Regions from separate parts of the Homo sapiens genome. Here all the other regions are linked to region 1. Evidence: chromatin contacts called from ENCODE Hi-C data. All regions are on one chromosome and are shown on one strand. The core of a region is the stretch at or near the end of the contact, and the rest is flanking DNA. Distances in the headings are between cores, read along the strand shown. Region 1 holds the start of SSBP1 (single stranded DNA binding protein 1). Region 2 holds the start of NUP205 (nucleoporin 205). Region 3 holds the start of PDIA4 (protein disulfide isomerase family A member 4). Region 4 holds the start of AGBL3 (AGBL carboxypeptidase 3).

The links. A loop is a pair of places that touch in the nucleus more often than their neighbours do. Pooled maps may share reads with other maps.
Region 2: a loop to region 1 is called in a map of CD8-positive, alpha-beta T cell, with 21 times the contacts of the local background. The contact joins the promoter of NUP205 here to the promoter of SSBP1 in region 1. A Hi-C loop is called at or near these places in 2 of 168 maps with a recorded cell type or tissue (CD8-positive, alpha-beta T cell and naive thymus-derived CD4-positive, alpha-beta T cell) and 9 of 50 pooled maps.
Region 3: a pooled map shows a loop between it and region 1 (9-fold over the local background). The contact joins the promoter of PDIA4 here to the promoter of SSBP1 in region 1. A Hi-C loop is called at or near these places in 4 of 50 pooled maps.
Region 4: a pooled map shows a loop between it and region 1 (7-fold over the local background). The contact joins the promoter of AGBL3 here to the promoter of SSBP1 in region 1. A Hi-C loop is called at or near these places in 7 of 50 pooled maps.

What each region holds. Positions count from the first base shown.
Region 1 is chr7:141,734,806-141,739,607 of GRCh38, forward strand. SSBP1 (single stranded DNA binding protein 1) reads left to right here and starts at 3,553. Exons shown (of 7, transcript NM_003143.3): 1 at 3,553-3,605; 2 at 4,319-4,385. The coding sequence starts at 4,362. It overlaps WEE2-AS1 (WEE2 antisense RNA 1), which reads right to left and starts at 3,237. Exons shown (of 4, transcript NR_199841.1): 1 at 2,578-3,237. RefSeq lists an enhancer at 2,570-3,455.
Region 2 is chr7:135,555,412-135,560,305 of GRCh38, forward strand. It overlaps NUP205 (nucleoporin 205), which reads left to right and starts at 2,506. Exons shown (of 43, transcript NM_015135.3): 1 at 2,506-2,561. The coding sequence starts at 2,534. RefSeq lists enhancers at 2,347-2,476, 2,857-2,906, 2,967-3,026, 3,097-3,216.
Region 3 is chr7:149,026,814-149,031,566 of GRCh38, forward strand. It overlaps PDIA4 (protein disulfide isomerase family A member 4), which reads right to left and starts at 1,692. Exons shown (of 10, transcript NM_004911.5): 1 at 1,508-1,692. The coding sequence starts at 1,595. RefSeq lists enhancers at 812-1,406, 1,407-2,000 and silencers at 1,325-1,374, 1,465-1,534, 1,605-2,184.
Region 4 is chr7:134,983,710-134,988,212 of GRCh38, forward strand. AGBL3 (AGBL carboxypeptidase 3) reads left to right here and starts at 2,799. Exons shown (of 17, transcript NM_178563.4): 1 at 2,799-2,992; 2 at 4,166-4,287. The coding sequence starts at 4,225. RefSeq lists enhancers at 2,701-3,000, 3,011-3,150, 3,231-3,490.

The sequences.
Region 1 (4,802 bases), core at 2,303-4,802:
CCCCCCCACCCGGGTTACTAAAGAGTGTATGTCCACTGCCTGAATCCTGAAGGCCATGTGGCAAGGCCAAGGTGACCAGCCAAAGAGCAGCTGTTTGAGAAGCCAAACATCCCAGAGAATATCTGAGAACCTACCAAAGAAAACAGCTCCATCACACACAGTAGGCTAAAAGCCAGAAAATTAGCTTACAAGTAGCTTAGGGATGGGAGGCCAGGCGGATCTCTACAGCTGTCATGCTGCCATCCAGGAGTGCCTTGTATGTAAGTCCTGATAAACTCCTCTACTCGCCAAGCTGGACTTGTCTGGGTCAATCTTTGGTTTCTCGGCTTCCTCTCAGTTTGGGGGAAGGTTTTTATTAATGCAATTCTGGGTTTTTCTTGTTACAATATCTACTTTAAAAATTTTCAATACTTCTTCAACTACTTTAATGTTCTGGAAATATATGTGTATATATATTGATATATAACACATATACATATATATTGATATATATACACATATATACATACATATATTTTGTGTGATGATATATATATACCGTCTCAAAAATATATATGTGTATATATATTGAGATATATATACACACATATTTCATTCATACATATTGATATATATACACATATATATATACACACATATATATATTTTTTGAGACAGGGTCTCTCACTCTGTTGCACAGGCTGGAGTGCAGTGGTGTGATCATGGCTCACTGAAGCCTCAACTTCCCAGGCTCAAGCGATCCTCCCACTTCAGTAGCTGGGATTATAAGCACATACCACTATGCCTGGCTAATTTTTTTTTTTTTTTTTTGAGACGGAGTCTCGCACTGTTGCCCAGGCTGGAGTGCAGGGGCACGATCTCAGCTCACTGCAAGCTCCGTCTCCCGGGCTCTCGACATTCTCCTGCCTCAGCCTCCCTAGTAGTTGGGACTACAGGCACCCACTACCACGCCCAGCTAATTTTTTGTATTTTTAGGTAGAGACGGGGTTTCACCGTGTTAGCCGGGATGGTCTCGATCTCCTGACCTCGTGATCGGCCCGCCTTGGCCTCCCAAAGTGCTGGGATTATGGGCGTGAGCCACGGCGCCCGGCTGCCTGGCTAATTTTTGTATTTTTTACAGAGACAGGGTTTTGCCATGTTGCTCAAGCTGATCTTGAACTCCTGGGCTCAAGTGATCCACCCCCTCAACCTCCCAAAGTGCTGGGATTACAAACATGAGCTACTGGACCTGGCCAAAATTTTTTTAATTAAACATTTTTTTTTGTTTTTGTCTTTATTTTTAATTTTTGTGGGTTCAAAGGAAGTGTATATATTTATGGAGTACATGAGATATTTTGATACAGGTATGCAACGTCAAATAAGCACATCATGGGGGATGGGGTATCATCTTAATTTATCCTTTGAGTTACACACAATCCAATAACACTCTTATTTTAAAATGTACAGTTAAGTAATTATTGACTATAGTCAACCTATTGTGCCATCGAAAATAGTAGGTCTTATTCGTTCTATTTTTTTGTACCCATTAACCATCCCCACCTTCCCTCCAGCCCCCCACTAACCTTCCTAGCCCCAATTTTTAAAAATACATAAGTACACATATACACAGGGGTGCATATTCTTCCTTGTGCCTCAGGCTCCAGTCTGGCTTGGATCCTGTATTCAGTTAAAATTTTAATACAGTCATGCACTTCATAATGATGTTTTGGAAAAAGACTGCATATACAACAGTGCATATACAAAGGTGGTCCCATAAGATTACAATGGAGTTGAAAAATTCCTATCGTCTAGTGACATCATACCTGCTAAAACATCAGAATGCAATGTATTACTCATGTGTTACTTGATATTAATAATGACTATGTCACTGGTTTATGTATTTACTATACTTTTTATTATATTATTATTTAACTTATTTTTTAAAAGTTAACTGTAAAACAGCCTCAGGCAGGTCCTTCAGGAGGGATTCCAGAAGAAGACACTGTTATAGGAGATGACAGCTCCCTGTGTGTCACTGCTTCTGAAAACCTTCCAGTGGGACAAGATGTGGAAGTGGAAGGCTGAGATTGATCATAATGACCCTGTGTAGGCCTAGGCTAATGTGTGTGTTTATGTCTTAGTTTTTTTAAAAAATGGCTAAAAAGTTAAAAAAAAAAAGAAAAAAAGCAAAGGTAGAAAAAAGCTTGTAGAATAAGGATATAAGAAAAATATTTTTGTACAGTGGTACAGTGTGTGTTTTAAGCTAATTGTTATTACAAAACAGTTAAAACGTAAAAAAATTTGGAAGATTTATAAAGTTATAGTGAGTGAAAGTTTATTAAAGGAAGAAAAGTATTTTTTATAAACTGAGTGTAGCCTAAGTGTACAGTGTTTATGAAGTGTTTAGTGGGTACAATAATGTCCTAGACCTTCATGTTGGGCCACCACTCACTCATTTACTCACCCACAGCAACTTCCAGTTCCGCAAGCTCCATTCATGGTAAGCGCCCCATACAGGTGTGCCATTTTTATCTTTTATACCGCATTTGTACTGTACCTTTTCCATGTTTACATATGTTTAGACACACAGATACTTACCATGAATTACAATGGTCTGCGGTATTCAGTACAGCCCCATGCTGTCAGGTTTGCAGCCTGGAAGCAGCAGGCCACACCACAGAGCCGAGGTGTGTCCAGGCTCCACCATCTAGGTCGTCAAAGTACATTCTGTGGTGTTCGTACAGCAACAAAATCGCCTAATGACGCAATCCTCAGACCTTACCCTGTTGTTAAGGTACACATGACTCTTATTTTGTTCCTCCCGGATTTCCTGCATTAATTTTTACTTTTTAAAATATTACATTAATATATTATTTGATTGCCAGTTTTTCTGGTGCTCCCTTAAATTGCACAGCCTGCCAGCCCTTCCCTGGCTCCCCTTTCTTTTTCTGCTTTTCTTAGTGCTTCAACAGACCTGGGACGTTCTTTTTCTTTCTTTTTTTTTTTAATTTTCTTCTTTTTTTCTTTTTCTTGTTTTGTTTTGTTTTGTTTTGAGATAGAGTTCGCTCTGTTGCCCAGGCTGGAATGCAGTGGTGCGTTCACGGCTCAATGCAGCAACGACCTCCAGGGCTCAGGCGATCCCCCGACCTCAGCCTCCGGAGAAGCTTGGACCACAGGCGCGCGCCACCACGCCCAGCTAATTATATATTTTTTGTAGAGACAGGTCTCACTATGTCGCCTAGGCTGGTCACAAATGTTGCTTTTTTTTCCCTCCAGGCAGAGCTAGTCTCTGTTTTGCCTACCTCGCCCCCTCCTGGGCCCAGTTAGAAACCTCATCACATAATTTCATTTCTTTCCAAACTTGAAACCTTCTAAACTTGAAACCTTCTAAACTTGAAACCTTCCAAACTCACCACTTGGCGGCGTTGATCCATCCGCCCGCGCACAAAGAGAAGATCGCGGAACTTCAGAGTTAAGGGGAGCCGTTTCCCGCAGCGCTAGCCGGCAGTATTTCCAAGGCGCAAGTTGCGGAGTTTCTGTTTCCTTTTTCCTCTGGCGAGCTTTGCGTTCCCTGTGCGCCGGAAGTGATCCCCTGCGTGGCTGGGCTGCTCGGGTTAGATCGTCAGGTGAGGGAGGAAGGGATAGCCAGCGCGAAGGAAGTGCTGGAGTCGTGTGTTTTGGCTGCGCGTGATCCTGCGTGGGTCGGGAGGTGTTTCTGTGTAGGTGTCTGGCCCTTTCATCAGTCGTGCGGAGGACCGCGTGATTTCCTTCCAGTTCTCCTCGGTTTTCAGGTGGTGGCGCCATCTTCGGTAAAGGGTGTCCACCTCTCCCTATGGTGTGGCTGGCTAGCCCGGGGGTCTCTACGCTGCTTGGTCTTTGTTAACGGAGATGAAGGCAGTAATTTTTCAGTAACAGGTTTCAGATATAAGTCCCTTGGTGATGCTAATATTTATGGAGGCCTTACTATGCATTAAGAACTTTTTTAGAAGTTTAGAAAATGGCAGTGAATAAAGCAGATACAAATCTCTGCTCTAAGGGAGCTTGCATAGTAATGAAATTTGAGAAGACAGTGGATTGGAAGTGGGATTAACTCAGAATCAAAATTTTGTCGATGGGTTGGAGGAAGAGGAAGTTATTTGGGACCAAAAAGACATACAGGTGTGAGTTTATTTGGGAGGGAGGAAGGAATCCTCATCAGATGTGCAGGAATGTTGGTACGTTGTGGTCACAAAATTGGAGTGCATAAAAATTATGAATATAGTTAGGAATTTAGGACTGGTGAGTTGTACTTTTGCCATAAGAGGTAATGTTTTTTTCTTATTTTGTTTTTTTCCTTCAGGAAAAGCCTAAAGATTAGACTGTAAGAAAAGAAAATAGAAGCCATGTTTCGAAGACCTGTATTACAGGTAGTCACTTGTCTGTATTAATACTGAGATGTATTACTATCAGCCACAGTGATCAGAAGACTTCTTTAGGCTTTTAACTACAGGGGCAAAAGACCTTTGAGCTCACCCACCCACCTCTATACTCATTTGATATGGAGGATTGGGGACGATTTTGCCAGTGTAAATTATGTTCACTAAAACAAAAAAAAAGTTCAGGTTTATTCACACGTAATAGGAATCATTAATTTTTAAAATGTGTGTGTGTTGCTTGAATTTAACCAGTGAGAGGACATTAAAGGTCTTTAGTGACCTAAAGACTGTAGGAATCATTGTTCCAACTTTTTTCTTAAGGCATGTAGTTGCTTTTTTGACCATCTACCTCCTGTGTTGCTAAACGTTCCTCTTCCCCCATCTTTCCACACTGAAGAGAGCATCTCA
Region 2 (4,894 bases), core at 1,256-3,755, 6.2 Mb before region 1:
GATATGAAGTAGAGAGTTGGTTCTACAAATATGAAGCTCAAGAGAGAGGACTGGACTAGAGATACAAACACAGAATTCATCAGCAAGCAGGTGGTAGTAAGAAACCATAAGATGTCCCACAGAAAGCATGTAGAATGAAAAGGACAGAAACTAGAGATGACTATAGGGGAAGAGCTAGATTTAGTGGGTAGAAGAGGAAGAGAAGTCCACGTAAAACACTAAAAAAGAACTGGAAAGAGGAGGAAAACCAGTATCATTGGTGCCCCAGTAGCCACAGGATAATATAATTTTGTTTCTTTCTTTTTCTTTTCTTTTTCTTTTTTTTTTTTTGAGGCAGAGTTTTTACTCTGTTACCCAGGCTGGAGTGCAATGGTGCGATCTCGGCTCACTGCAACCTCTGCCTCTGGGGTTCAAGCGATTCTCCTGCCTTAGTCTCCCAAGTAGCTGGGATTACAGGAGTCCTGTCACCACGCCCAGCTAATTTTGTATTTTTAGTAGAGACAAGGTTTCACCATGTTGGCCAGGCTGGTCTCGAACTCTTGACCTCAGGTGATTCTCCCACCTCAGCGTCCCATAGTGCTAGGATTACCGGCGTGCGCCACTGCACCCGGCCTATAACTATCATAATTCAGAAAAGTGCCCATGGAATTTGATGACTGATAACTGGTAAACATACCAAGCGCAGTTTTAGAGGGGCTTATGATGGCAATATCCCAATTGCTACGAATTGAAGAAGCCTGTGAGAGAATGCTTGTAAAGTGTAATGACAGGTGAAGAGGAGTTGCTGGAATTTAAAGAGTTACTTTATAGAAAGCAAAGTTATCTACTGAGAGGGAAGCGTGTGGGCTTAAAAAGTGCATGTGGAGAGGGAAAGGCTTGTAATAGCTGTGCTGAGAGAGAAATCTTTGAATGCCGCTTCCTGTCAAGTTCCTGCTCAGTATTCTTCTCAGTTTCATGATAAACTTCTTGAAAAATTCCTTTGCGTTTACTTTCTCTCTTCCCCACTTCACTCCTTAAAACCACTTTAATCGTAGTTTGGCATTTGTCTCTATATATCAATGACTTTTAGAAAAAATCACCAGTGATTTTTGTGTTTCAAACCTAATGTACATTGTGTCACTTGATATTATTTGTTCAAAAGAATAAATGTTCTGTTCTGGATATTCTTTTTTTTTTTAAATGGAGTCTCACTCACTCTGTTGCCTAGGCTGGAGTGCAGTGGTATGATCTCAGCTCACTGCAACCTCCACCTCCCGGGTTCAAGGGATTCTCCTGCCTCAGCCTTCCGAACAGCTGGGGTTACAGGTGCGTGCCGCCATGCCTGGCTAATTTTTGTATTTTTAGTAGAGACGGGGTTTCACCTTCCTGGCCAGGCTGGTCTCAAACACTTGACCTTAAGTGATCGCCTGCCTTGGCCTCCCAAAGTGCTGGGATTACAGGCATAAGCCACTGCGCCCTGCCAGTTCTGGATATTCTTAACATACTCTATGCTTTTGTCTAAATTATTTGATTCTGATTTCCAACAGTGAAATGGGAATGATGGAGAGTTAATACAATGAGATTGTAAGGCACATGGAGCGTCTCTGACATAAATAGTTATAATCATATCATTTTCCCAATAGAATGGTTTGCAGGGATTAAATGAGATAATGGCTATAAAATTTTTCTTAATACATAGCTGTAAATAGCAATGATTATTTACATTTTAGTTTGAAAATCAGCAAACTAAAATTTAACAGCTGAAGAAAGAGTTCAGCTACTTTGGGTGCTCAGGTAGAAAAATACTTGGTGATTATGAAACGATATGTCTGGAATCTGTTTCAAACTAATCGGGGGCGGGGGGTGGGGAGGGGAGGGTGTTGGGGTGGTAAGGGTGGGTTGGGGCTGCCGTGGTGGGAAATTGGCCACGTTATTGATGCTGAGTGTTTGCTATTCTAATTTTGTATCCGTTTGAAAATTTTATAATTAAAAATTATGATTTGTTTCGCTCTACGCAACTATGTTGACAGAATATATTTGGTAAACTGAAATGTCACGGAAACTTAGTTTGTAACCGGTCAGTGGCTTTTTGAGGTGTAGACACTTCATACCTTACTTCACTCCCCACTGTAAGGAAGATTTAACTTGAAGCGGAGATAATGATTTGAATTTACGGCTTTTATAATGTCATAAATGGGCGTCATTTTAATAACTACTCTCAGAATATCTTTTTCTATTCCACTTTACTTTTTCCTCTCCACTTAACCAACTCATCATTAGAAACTACAAGTCCCAGGATGCACTACACGATGAACGTCGGATCGAGGACCTCGTGTCTCTGAAGTGGTTGCCCTCGCCTTATTTGAATGGGAATAATCCCAATGAAAATTGATGTTTGTGACCCAGAGCAGATTCTGGAGCCTTTTGTACGCCTGGGACGGCCCAGCGTGGAGGGGACAGTGTGGTGCCTTTTTGTTCAGGCTTCGCTCAGGTCAGCCTCACCCTTTCCCGGGGCCTCCATGCGGCAGAAGGGCTCTGTTAGTGCGCCTCTAAGATGGCGACGCCTTTGGCGGTAAATTCGGGTAAGTGTGGCCAGACAGAAAGACGATTGAGCTGAGCGATAACCAGGTCTTCATGGAGAGACGAGACCGTGAGGTTTCTCGGAGTCTAGGACCCCACTTATGTGCGGTGCCTGCTTTTCCCTAATTCTGGGCCTAGAGTCCCACCCCTCCCCAGTTTGAATGGCGCGCGTCGGTGCTGCGGCTCCAGCCCTCGAGTTGGGGTTTGAGATTCCAGGCAGTGAGGCTTGGGCCGCTGGACCCAGGTGTGTAATCTCTCACAGCCCAGGGCTGAGTCTGGTCCCCCTCACCCCCAAGTTTCACTGTGCGTCTGTGGTCCCGATTTCGCTGGAATACGCATCAGGTCTTCCACAGTGAAGCCAGAGGACCCGAGATATTTTCCAGCCATGAGCAGAGGCTGAAAGTAGGCGTCGGAGTTCCTTATAGGGTGGGAGATCTTGCAGGCAGCGAATACTCCCTATTATGAAGTCGGCCATCTGAAAGGTGGTCAGGAAGAGGGTGGCGGGGCTTCAGCAGACGTCTTCTAACCCTGCGGATGTGGTTAGGCCCTGGATGTTCTTGTACCTTTGGAGCTGTAGATTTTCGGGGTGGAATTGAATCTAGAAGGTAGTAAAGGAACTCTGGAAGATTTGGGGTGGATCCTCTTTCGGTGATTCTCAATTCGGGCCGTACCGCCCTCCAGTGGTGTTTGAATGAGTGAGTGCATTTTGATTGTCATATTTCCTGGGGTACACTGCTGTCGCATAGTAGGCGGGGCAAGGATGCAGAAAGTCCTTCATGGTCAGAGCAGTCCGGAAAAATAATTTGGTGCCTAGAATGTTAATGCCTCGATTGAGATGCTCTGAAGTTCGCGGGCAAGATTAAGAGTATATCTGTGTGGTAAATGCTTGTGAGAATCTCACTTAAAAGGACTCTTTTTTAAAGTATTGGTTCTATTTTCCACAGGACTGATATTCTTGAAAAGTTGTCTAAATCTGTTTTGTAAATCAAATCATTTCAGAAAAGCTATGATAAATTATAATGAAGGCTATGTTTACTGAACACATACTATATCCCAGCATTGCACTTATTATCGTGCTTATCTCATTCAGTTCCCGTTTATACACCTTTGGAGTAGTTACTGTTACATACTCCGTTTTACAGATTTGGAAATAGAGGCTTCAAATAGTTACGTAATGTCCCCAGAGTTAAACATCTAATGATCTAAGTCAGTCTTAGGTGCTTAAACTACTTAGTGCTACTGCTTAAGCACAACCTAATTCATTTTATGATATTAGACGTATATATTAGAAGGTTAGTAATGAAGTTACATGCTTAATATTGCGGTCCTTCCTTCCCAATTAGATATGCTTAACGTGTGGTTGTATATAATACATTTCTCTATTTTATTTTATTTTTTAATTTTTCTTTTTGAGATGGAGTCTTGCTCTGTCTCCCAGGCGGGAGTGCAGTGATGCGATCCGCGATCCTGGCTCGCTGCAACCTCTGCCTCCCAGGTTGAAGCAATTCTCCTGCCTCAGCCTCCTGAGTAGCTGGGATTACAGGCATGTGCCACCACGCTGGGCTAATTTTTGTATTTTTAGTAGAGGTGGGGTTTCTCCATGTTGGCTAGGCTGATCTCGAACTGCTGTCCTCAAGCGATCTTTCTGCCTCGGCCTCCCAAAGTGGTAGGTTTACAGGTGTGAGCCAGTACGCAAGGTATACACATTTATTTTCCTTTTTTTTTTTTTTCTTTTTTTGAGATGGAGTCTCATCCTGTCCACCCAGGCTGGAGTGCAGTGGCGTGATCTCGGCTCACTGCAGCCTCCACCTCCTGGGTTGGAGCAACTCTCCTGCCTCAGCCTCTGAAGTAACTGGGATTACAGGCGCCCGCCACCATGCTTGGCTAGCCTGGCTAATTTTTTTTTGAGATGGAGTCTCACTCTGTTGCCCGGGCTGGAGTGCAGTGGCACGATCTTGGCTCACTGCAACGTCCGCCTCCTGGGTTCAAGCGATTCCCCTGCCTCAGCCTCCCGAGGGGCTGGGATTACAGGCGCCCGCCACTACACCCAGCTAATTTTTTGTATTTGTAGTAGAGAAGGGGTTTCACCATATTGGCCAGGCTGGTCTCGAGCTCCTGACCCCGTGATTCACTCCCTTCAGCCTCCCAAAGTGCTGGGATTACAGGTGTGAGCCACTGCGCCTGGCCAATTTTTTTTGTATTTTTAGTAGAGACGGGGTTTCACCATGTTGGCCAGACTGGTCTCAAACTCCTGACCTCAGGTGATCCGCCTACCTCGGCATCCCAAAGTGCTGGGATTACAGGCGTGAGCCACTGTGCCTGGCCTATATACATT
Region 3 (4,753 bases), core at 442-2,941, 7.3 Mb after region 1:
AAAACGGAGCTAGAAGTCCCAGGAGGCCTGCCCTTGGCCATGATGACCCCTGGGATTCCTAGGCTCACCCTAGGAGCAACTGCTTCCCAGGGACTCTTCTGTGTTAAAGACCTCTGACCGGAAGGATAAACTTGCTGGTCCTAACAGCTCCTAAAGCCACTCTCCCAGGCCTCTCAAGAATCCCCCCAAAAACAGAATCACTGGATCAAAACCAAGACAGTGCTATATGCTTTTCCGCTATGTTCCAAAAAGCATCTTCCACCCACACTGGTCCTCAACTTTCACTGTGCCTCCCGAAGTTAATTCTATGTCTCAAGGGAAAACTGACTTAAAACGCAGATTCCGGGGCCCACCCCTGCATTCTGCTTCAGTGTATTTTGGGTATCTGTATTTAAATAAACACTATTTAAACAAACATGATTTGGGTAAAGGTCTCAAGACACAATTTGTAAGCAGTCCCGCTATCGGATTCCTTTCGGCAGGTGTTTTTCTCGCCGAGTGTGGGTTTTTACTTCCTTTTCTATTTGGGCAAAGACTCTTTTTGAATCAGTGACCCACGCAGAAGTTACTCAATCTGTTTGAAAGAGTATAAAGTTCACGATTTCCCTACACACTAACATTATCAAAGAGTGTATATTTATATTAGAACAAACTCAGAAGGTTAAAAAGCTAGTGATTAAAAGTAAGGGCAGAGAGGAAGAAGGTAAAGACCAGTACCTGGATGCCTTATTCTCTAGGAATAACAACTTTTCCTTAATTAGCACTTCCTAATCTTCAGAGTTCTTATGTCTGCAGCTAGCTCACTTCGAAGAAAAATGCAGGGACCATGAAGTAGTTGTTACTATTCCTACTGGAGTACGCGCTTCATGGGCAGGGACCACACTCACAATCTTTTCCTCCCAGAACCCAGTACAGGGACTGGCACACAGTAAATGCTAAATGCAGAAGGAATGGTATCTCTAGTTTCTCAAAGGTGCAAACCAAGCCATCCCTTTCTCCAGAATCTATGGATTAATCATTTCCAAATCTACAGACCACATTTTGAAAAGGAATGCTTGCTGTTCCAAAGAACTCGCACTTGTTTCTTCACGCCCTCGCCCCTTCTCTCCAGTGGCTCTCCCTCTCCCTTCCCACTGCCTGGGCGCGTTCGCCTGGAGTTAGCCTGGACCTGACGAAAATCTGTAAATTAAGGCGAAGGACCCAGCTGCAAAAAAGGCGCTCTGCAGCCCTCTCCCAGCCTCGGGTGACAGGGGTCTTCCAGGGCGTCGGAGCCCAAGAGACCCCGGCCACCTTCCTCTCCCGGGAACCCCAAATCGATCCTGCCACTGCCACAGCCACCGCCCCCGCCCCTTCAACTCCGCCAAGTTTACCCCGGGCTCGGCGCCCATCACTAGTTCTGGAGCTGACCGCGCGGAAGCCCGCCCGCCGGGGTCGCAGGGCCCAGGCCCCCGCACAGCTCTGCAGCCCCCGCAAGCACAGCCCGACCCGCGGCGCGCTTGCCGCTCACCCTCGTCCGGGCCCTCGGCACCCGCCACGGCCAGCAGCTGCACCAGCCCCAAGAGCAGCAGGAGCAGGAAGGCTTTCCGGGGCCTCATGGTAGCGGGGGCGGAGCGCGGCCTCCTAGCGTCGGCGGCCGCTGAGCGCACCGAGAACTCGGGGTCTGGCCGACAGCCCGTCGCTCCTTAGCGACGCGGGGGAGCCGGAAAAACCCACGGAAGTCGTCCCCGGCGATTGGCAGGGGGCGGAGGAAGTCGCGGGCCGGCCAATCCCAGACTGACGCCGGCACGGACCGCGCGCGCCTCGGCCGCGACGAGTCGGCTCCGCCGCCCTAGGCCCTCCCTACTCCTGCGCGCGGCCCTCGGCTGCGCGTTTAAAACTCCGAGCCCTAACGTGAGGTGCCCCCTTCTGATTGGCTGCGCCACAACCACCAATCAGCGGCTGCCACTCGGTTTGCCGGGAGCGCACAGGCCAAGAGGGAGAGCGGGGGAGAACAAAGGCGGCGGGCCGGGCACGGGGAGTGCGGGACCTGGCTACGCCTCGGGGCGCTATTGGCAATCGGTGCCGGGGGCGGGGCAGGAGAGGCGGAGCCTGGGAAATGTGGAGCGGGGCGGGGCTCGGCTCAGCATCCTGCGGCCGAACTTGGCAGTAAGAACACGTGTCGGTACCGGAGCGGTGGGGAGCAGTGGCGAGCAGGGCGGTCCTCGCAACCCGCCGGGGCTCTGGGAAGCTGGAGACCAACGCGGGCGGAGGAGCACGAGCCTGTTTGTTGCTAGAAAGGGGCTCCAAGTCCGCTGCATGTTCGTGGCCTTCTTAATTTCTTTTTCTGCTCGAGCAAATAAAAGTTTCATTTCTCTCCGGAGTATTGAGCTAGAGAGCGGGGAAGAGCATGCAGTAAAGTGAATCCAGACTAGAATCTGGGGAAGCCTCTCTCCAAGGTTGCATCTCGGAGAAACAAGCCATCAGATTCTTGTCTAAACTTTGCCTCGTCTTATTTAGTTTTCTAGTGATTTTCTGCAAAAGGAAATACCAGATAGGCAATCTAGTGGTTTACATAGATCTGAATAAAAGCTTGAGGTTTTCCCTCTTGACCACTTTGGAGAAGAAAACTAGGTTAAGATGACGATTTTTGTATGTCAGAAAAGAAGCCTGTAATGTGCATTAAGTTTGAGACTTTTTTTTAACACCTGGGAGTTTGAGAAGGCAAATAGGGAAAAGAAAAAAAATAGAAACTCAAGTTCAGGAATATTTTCTCGTGTGTGCAGATTATTACGTGAGGAAGAAAAAAGGGATAACTCACAGACCTTAGCAATTAAAAATACTTAATTTTTTTGTTGAATGCCTATTAATCTGATGGTTCCTGGTCAATTTTGTAGGGCAGAACATTATGCAACTGTACACACTGATTTATTAGAGTGCTATGAATGTGGGCCACCAGACAGTTCGGTATCATGTTATTTTATTTTTTGAGACAAGAGTCTTGCTCTGTCACCCAAGCTGGAATGCAGTGGCGCCATCTCCTCTCACTGCAACCTCCGCCTCCTGGGTTCAAGTGATTCTACTGTCTCAGCCTCCCGGGTAGGTGGGACCACAGGCGCCCGCCACCACTCCCTGCTAATTTTTATATTTTTAGTAGAGACAGGGTTTCACCACGTTGGCCTGGCTGGTCTCAAACTCCTGACCGACCTCAAGTGATCCACCCACCTCGGCCTCCCAAAGTGCTGGGATTACAGGTGTGAGCCACCGTGCCCAGCCTTAATATCATGTTAAAGATAGACCTGTTCTTCAAAAAGACAAGTCAGAGTTCTCATCTTTCTTCTTGTTTCCTATGACACTGTTAAACTGAGAGGAATGAGGACCCCATTTGCTCAGTGGTGGGAGAAACACAATTTCACTGGCCTTTTGTTGATACAAAGATAGGAAGAAGGCTCTTGAAGTGCTGTCTGTATATGTGTATAAACACACATATATCTTGTGACATTAAAGTAACAATGTTCTTTTTGAAAGCATTTAGGGTATAGCTATAGAAGTTCATTCAACAAAACAGAACTTTATCAAGTTGGAAAGCTCCTTTCTCTTTATCCCTAAATTTTTCACTCAATTTTGTTATGGGTACAAACAGCACTGTGTTGAGGGTCAGAATGGAGAGAGATGAGAAATGATACTTCCATGACTATATCCAAGATCTCCACAGTTGGTTGTTGTAAGCGTAGAGAGGCTGTCTGTCAAATCATAGATATGAGGCCGGGCACAGTGGCTCACTCCTGTAATCCCAGCACTTTGGGAGACTGAGGCAGGCGGATCATGAGAGGTGGGGAGTTCCAGATCAGCCTGGCCAACGTGGTGAAATCCTGTCTCTACTAAAAATACAAAATTAGCTGAGCATGGTGGCGCGTGCCTGTAATCCCAGCCACCTGGGAGGCTGAGGAGGCAGGAGAATCACTTGAACCCTGGAAGCGGAGGTTGCAGTGAGCTGGGATTGCGCCACTGCACTCCAGCCTGGGCGACATAGTGAGACTCCATCTCAAAAAAAAAAAGAATCATAGAAACGGACCCTAGTTTGGAAATTCATTCATGTAAATGAACTTCTCCCTGGTTTATCCCCAGAGCTGTGATTTAACACTATTATGCTGGGTTTACAGACCAATTTGAACATGCATTTTCCTCTGCTTCTGCATAGACTTACTAGAGAAGAGGTCACACCACTGCATTCAGCCTGGGTGACAAAGCGAGACCTTATCTCAAAAAAAAAAAAAAAAATCAAAGATCAATCAACTATAAATTTAATCTCTGTAATAGATATAGGGCTATTCAGGTTATTTCTTCTTCAGTGAGTTTCAGTAGTTGGTGGGAATTTGTCCATTTCATATAAGTTGTCAAATTTATTGACATACAGTTTTTGGTGATATTTGCTATGGTCTGAATATCTCCCAAAATTTGTATGTTGAAACGTAATTGCCAATGTGGTAGTAATAAGAGATGGGGCTTTTAGGAGGTGATAAAGTCACGAGGGTAGAGCCGTTATGGATGGAACTGGGGCCCTTACAAAGGGTTTGAGGGAATGGGTTCATTCTCATCACCATGTGAGCACACAGCGTTCATCCCCCATGCCCTTCCATGTTCCGCCTTCTACCATGTGGAGATGTATTAATGACAAGAAGGACCTCACCAGACACTGAATGCCAGCACCTTGATCTTGGACTTCCCAGTCTCCAGAACTGTAAGAAATAAATTTCTGTTCTTTGTAAATAACCCA
Region 4 (4,503 bases), core at 1,549-4,048, 6.8 Mb before region 1:
AGTTAAAAAAAAAAAGCAGAAGCTTAATCAAACCATTTCAATTTTACTTGGGGAAGAAAAAAATCCCTGTGAAATCTCATACCTTAAAATGATACTGATTCCAGCTAAGCTTTGGCTAAACAGTACTGCTTAGTATACAGCTGATCCCTGAAAAATACGAGTCTGAACTATGTAGGTCCAAGTATACAGGGATTTTCTTCCACCTCTGCCACCCCTGAGACAGCAACTCCACTACACTCCAACCTGGGTAACAGAGCTGTCTTTAAAAAGAAAAAAATTGTTAATAAAATAACCCTTCCTCTTCCTCTTCTTCCTCCTCTTCCTCAGCCTACTCAATGTGAAGACAAGGATGAAGACCATTATGATGAATGACTTACATTTAATGAATACACTTTCTCTTCCTTATAACTTTCTTAATAACATTTCATCTTACTTTGTTGTAAGAATACAGTATATAACACATATAACATACAAAATATGTGCTAATCAACTGTTTATGTCATCAGTAAGGGTTCCAGTCAACAGTAGGCTCTCAGTAGTTAAGTTTCTGGGGAGTCAAAAGTTATATGCAGATTTTCAACTATGTAGAGGACGATACCCCTAACCCCCGAGTTGTTCAAGGCTCAACTGTAGTTCATAACACAGACTTCTCAGTCTATGTACTTGCTGCTTACCCTGCCTGGCAGAGTCTCCCCCTAAGACATCCTACAGTTCATCCCTCTGCTCAAATGCCCCCTAGCCAGAGAGGCCTTCCCTGGCCATTCCATCTAAAAGAGTAACCTAGCAAGGCCCCCCACTCCCAGCATCCCCTATTCTTTTTTTTCCCCCCTACTTGATTTCTCTCCATAGCGGTTATTGTCTGAGTGATATCATTTTTATTATCATCATTGGTTTGTTTGATTACTCCCACCAGAACATAACCTCCACAATAAATGTCTGGTTTTTTTCCTTGCAATAGTGAACTGTCCCTAGTAGGCAGCAGCCATCCAGTGAATTTGTTATACCAAGGCATGAGGATCTCTTGGGACCAGTAGTTTGAGTCTGCAGTGAGCTATGATTGTGCCTCTACACCCCAACCTGGGTGACAGAGCTGTCTTTAAAAAGAAAAAAGTTGTTAATAAAATAATGAATGAATATCATTTTCAAAGTTTTGCCAAGTTCCTAAGTTTTTGGCCAGGCACGGTGACTCACACCTGTAATCCCAGTACTTTGGGAGGCTGAGGTAGACGGATCACTTGACACCAGGAGTTTGAGACCACACTGGCCAACATGGTGACACCACGTCTCTACTAAAAAATACAAAAATTAGTGGTGGCACGTGCCTGTAGTCCCAGCTAGTCAGGATGCATGAGAATCACCTGAACCCCAAAGGCAGAGGTTGCAGTGAGCTGAGATTGCACCACAGCACTCCAGCCTGGGCGACAGAGCAAGTGAGATTCTGTCTCAAAAAAAAAAAAAAAATCCTAAGTTTTTAAAATTATGCATTAAGATCATTTTTCTTCCCATGGACTACTTGGTATGTGATAATATAACTATTTGGACTAAAAATCACGAGACTTAAGTCTCTCAGCCCTGCCATTAATTTCTTATATAACCTGGTTAGACCATTTCTCAGTTTTACCTTGTACAGCTGACATCCTATGGCTTGCAGCCATGACTAAAATCCAACAGAAAAACAGATTACATAAATAAAGATTTCTCTGTGCATGTCACCTTTAGTGATTTATGTATGGCATAAAACAAGCTTCAACTATAAGAGCTACTTTTCAAGAGGTTGATCTAAGATATACTCTATTAATATTCTCTGGCCAAGGTCTAATCTGGAAGGTTCATACTTTTAAACTGCTGACCTCAAAAACACCTATTTTCAGATACTTACAAAATACAAAGAGATTATGTTAACCCATTTCCATGCTTAAGCCATAGTGCTTTGCCCTTTATTCTACTTTCAAACTTGCTACCATTTATTATCTCCATTTCTACAATATCACGAATCTCATGACATATAACGCTTTGTGAAAAGTGTTTATTTACATTCTTATATCATCAAAATCTAGACTTTTTTTCAGCTGTACTTGGAAAACTTTTCCAAATAGATTACCTTACCCTGTAGAGCTAAAGATGAGGGAAAAAATCAATATGGGATGTTCATGAATAACGTCTGTTAACTAAATGAGACTACATATAGTGATTTGCAGTCATCAGGAAAACAGTGTTAAATATGCTAGCTGACGATTGCTATAAAGAATCTCTGAGCTGATAATTTTGAGAATTCACCCTAGTTCATCTATGACTCTCCATTTAGTATTTAAGGAGAAAAGCCTCATTTTCCAGAATCGAATAAGCGAATTAATCGCACAATTGTGTAGAATGGAACTCAGTCTGTAAAAAATCAAGACCAACGTACTTTTTAATATTCTAACATCTCCAAGTAGTAGTTACAAGTATTGTACCCATGAAGTCCAGGTAATTAATTTGTTCAATGTCACACTGTTAAAAGTCAGGTGGGCTCCAAAGCACAGTCCTAACCAGCATGCTCTACTGCCTCCTCTGAGGCAACAGCCGAAGTGCAGACCACTGGGAATAAATAGCTGCCCGGTCTTCCCCACTCCTAAATTCTCCCGACAGACCCCAAAGCCTCTCTGAGAGCCTCTCTGACCGCCCTGCGGCCCACCCCGAGTTCCCGGCATCCTCTGGGATCCCTCTTCCTGGAGCCAAAACCTACGCAGGCTCCTTTCCTCCGAGCTGGTTGCTAGGTGATCTCCGAAGGCTGTCCGAAGTCTCGCGAGGGCGGACCCGTTGCCTGATGACGAGAGTTGGGAGTGTGGCTGGGGCTGCGGATCTCCAGCAGTGGCGTTACTTCTAGCGGCTGGATACCGGGTTCTCCGCGAGATCGCGAGATCCCGAGATATTCTCCCCGCACGGAAGCGACGACTGGCCTGGCCAGAGGACTCGCGTGGGAGCGAGGTGCCGGCCCCGACAGGACGGTGAGGTATGCAGAAGTAAGGCGGGGCGCCCCCTGCGGGAAGCGAGCGCGCCCCGGAAAATGAGCGCCTCCCCACACCAAGGTGTCCAGGAGTGAGTGCGGGAAGGAACTCGGCCGCCCGGAGTTGTGGCCTCATCGTGCTTCCCGCCAAAAACGCCTTGGTACTGTCGGGACGCGGCTAAGCGTGGACGCGCCCGCATCTGCCCCTCCTCCGCAGTGGTGGAAGACACCCGCGGAGCGCCGGTGGATAAGGGCCGTTTCCTGAGACCAGAGCTGTATCCGCAGCAGGTCAGCACTTCGTGCGCCCTGTGTGCACCTGTAAGGAATGGAATTTAGGCCAGTCGGATTTTCCAAATGTGGAGTTGTGATGCCCAGGCAGAAACTTCAGTTTCTTAGGACTGAAGGTGTCATCTATGAGACAGTCGGTTCCGTGGCATTGGCAGTGATTTGCCATAGAGCTTGGACTTAACTTATATGTAGTCCACGCTCCAAAACACGCTTCCTGTAGAGAGGGGCGTAAACTAATAGATTTGAAATTGTCGAGTCCTTTGGTCTCTCAAGAACGATGGGAACTTGACAAGAAATTTCGATTATTCCCTGGTCTTGATATTACCCACATGGGAAGATACTTGCATAGAATGGTAATGGTCATTACCAATACAACCTTCTGGTAGCTATTTAGATTTCTAAGAATAAGAATAATATAAATGAATATTAGAACAGACAGTATCTACAGAATAATAATCAAAATGTAAAGTCTTGTCACTTGAACTTTTGGTCAAGTGAAAATCAAGGAGAAAACTTAAAATTATATTGCTACATTTCAGTAAGTGACTATAATTTTTAAATTCATTATCTTTTAATGCCTCAGGATCATTCTGAACTTGCTGTGTAGTATTTAATTGTAAATATAAAATGTGAATGATTTGGCTGTATACTCTGGAAATTCCTTTTAATTAAATGATTTGCTTGATTTGTCTTATTGTGGTTGTTGTCTCGTATAGTCATGGAAAATTCCTTTAACTCTTTGAAATTGAAGGTTTTATTAGTTGTATTCTAATTAGTTTTTAGAGAAGACTGTTGTGACTGTTAAATACAATTGAATATATTTTTGAGTACTCATTTAATGTAGTAAACACCTACAGCTTGAAAAGAAAAGCTGTCATATAATTTCCTTAGAAATTGTTTTACAGCCTACCCGTATATTACAAGAAATCTCAAGTCAAACACTGGAAAAGATGTCAGAAGATTCAGAAAAGGAAGACTATTCAGACAGAACAATCAGTGATGAAGATGAATCGGTATGTTTTTCTCAACTTTATTTTACTTGGAGATAAAATTTGTATTATATAAATCCCCAATTAAAATATTATAAAATCAATTGGATATAAAAATCAATTGGATGTTTAAATTATTGTCATTGAAGTTGGGAAATAATTTGGCTGAAAAAGCTAAGCTATCACTGGGAACACTATGCCCTGTCTAGAAAGAGAAACTATATTTGTATTTTTTTTGAG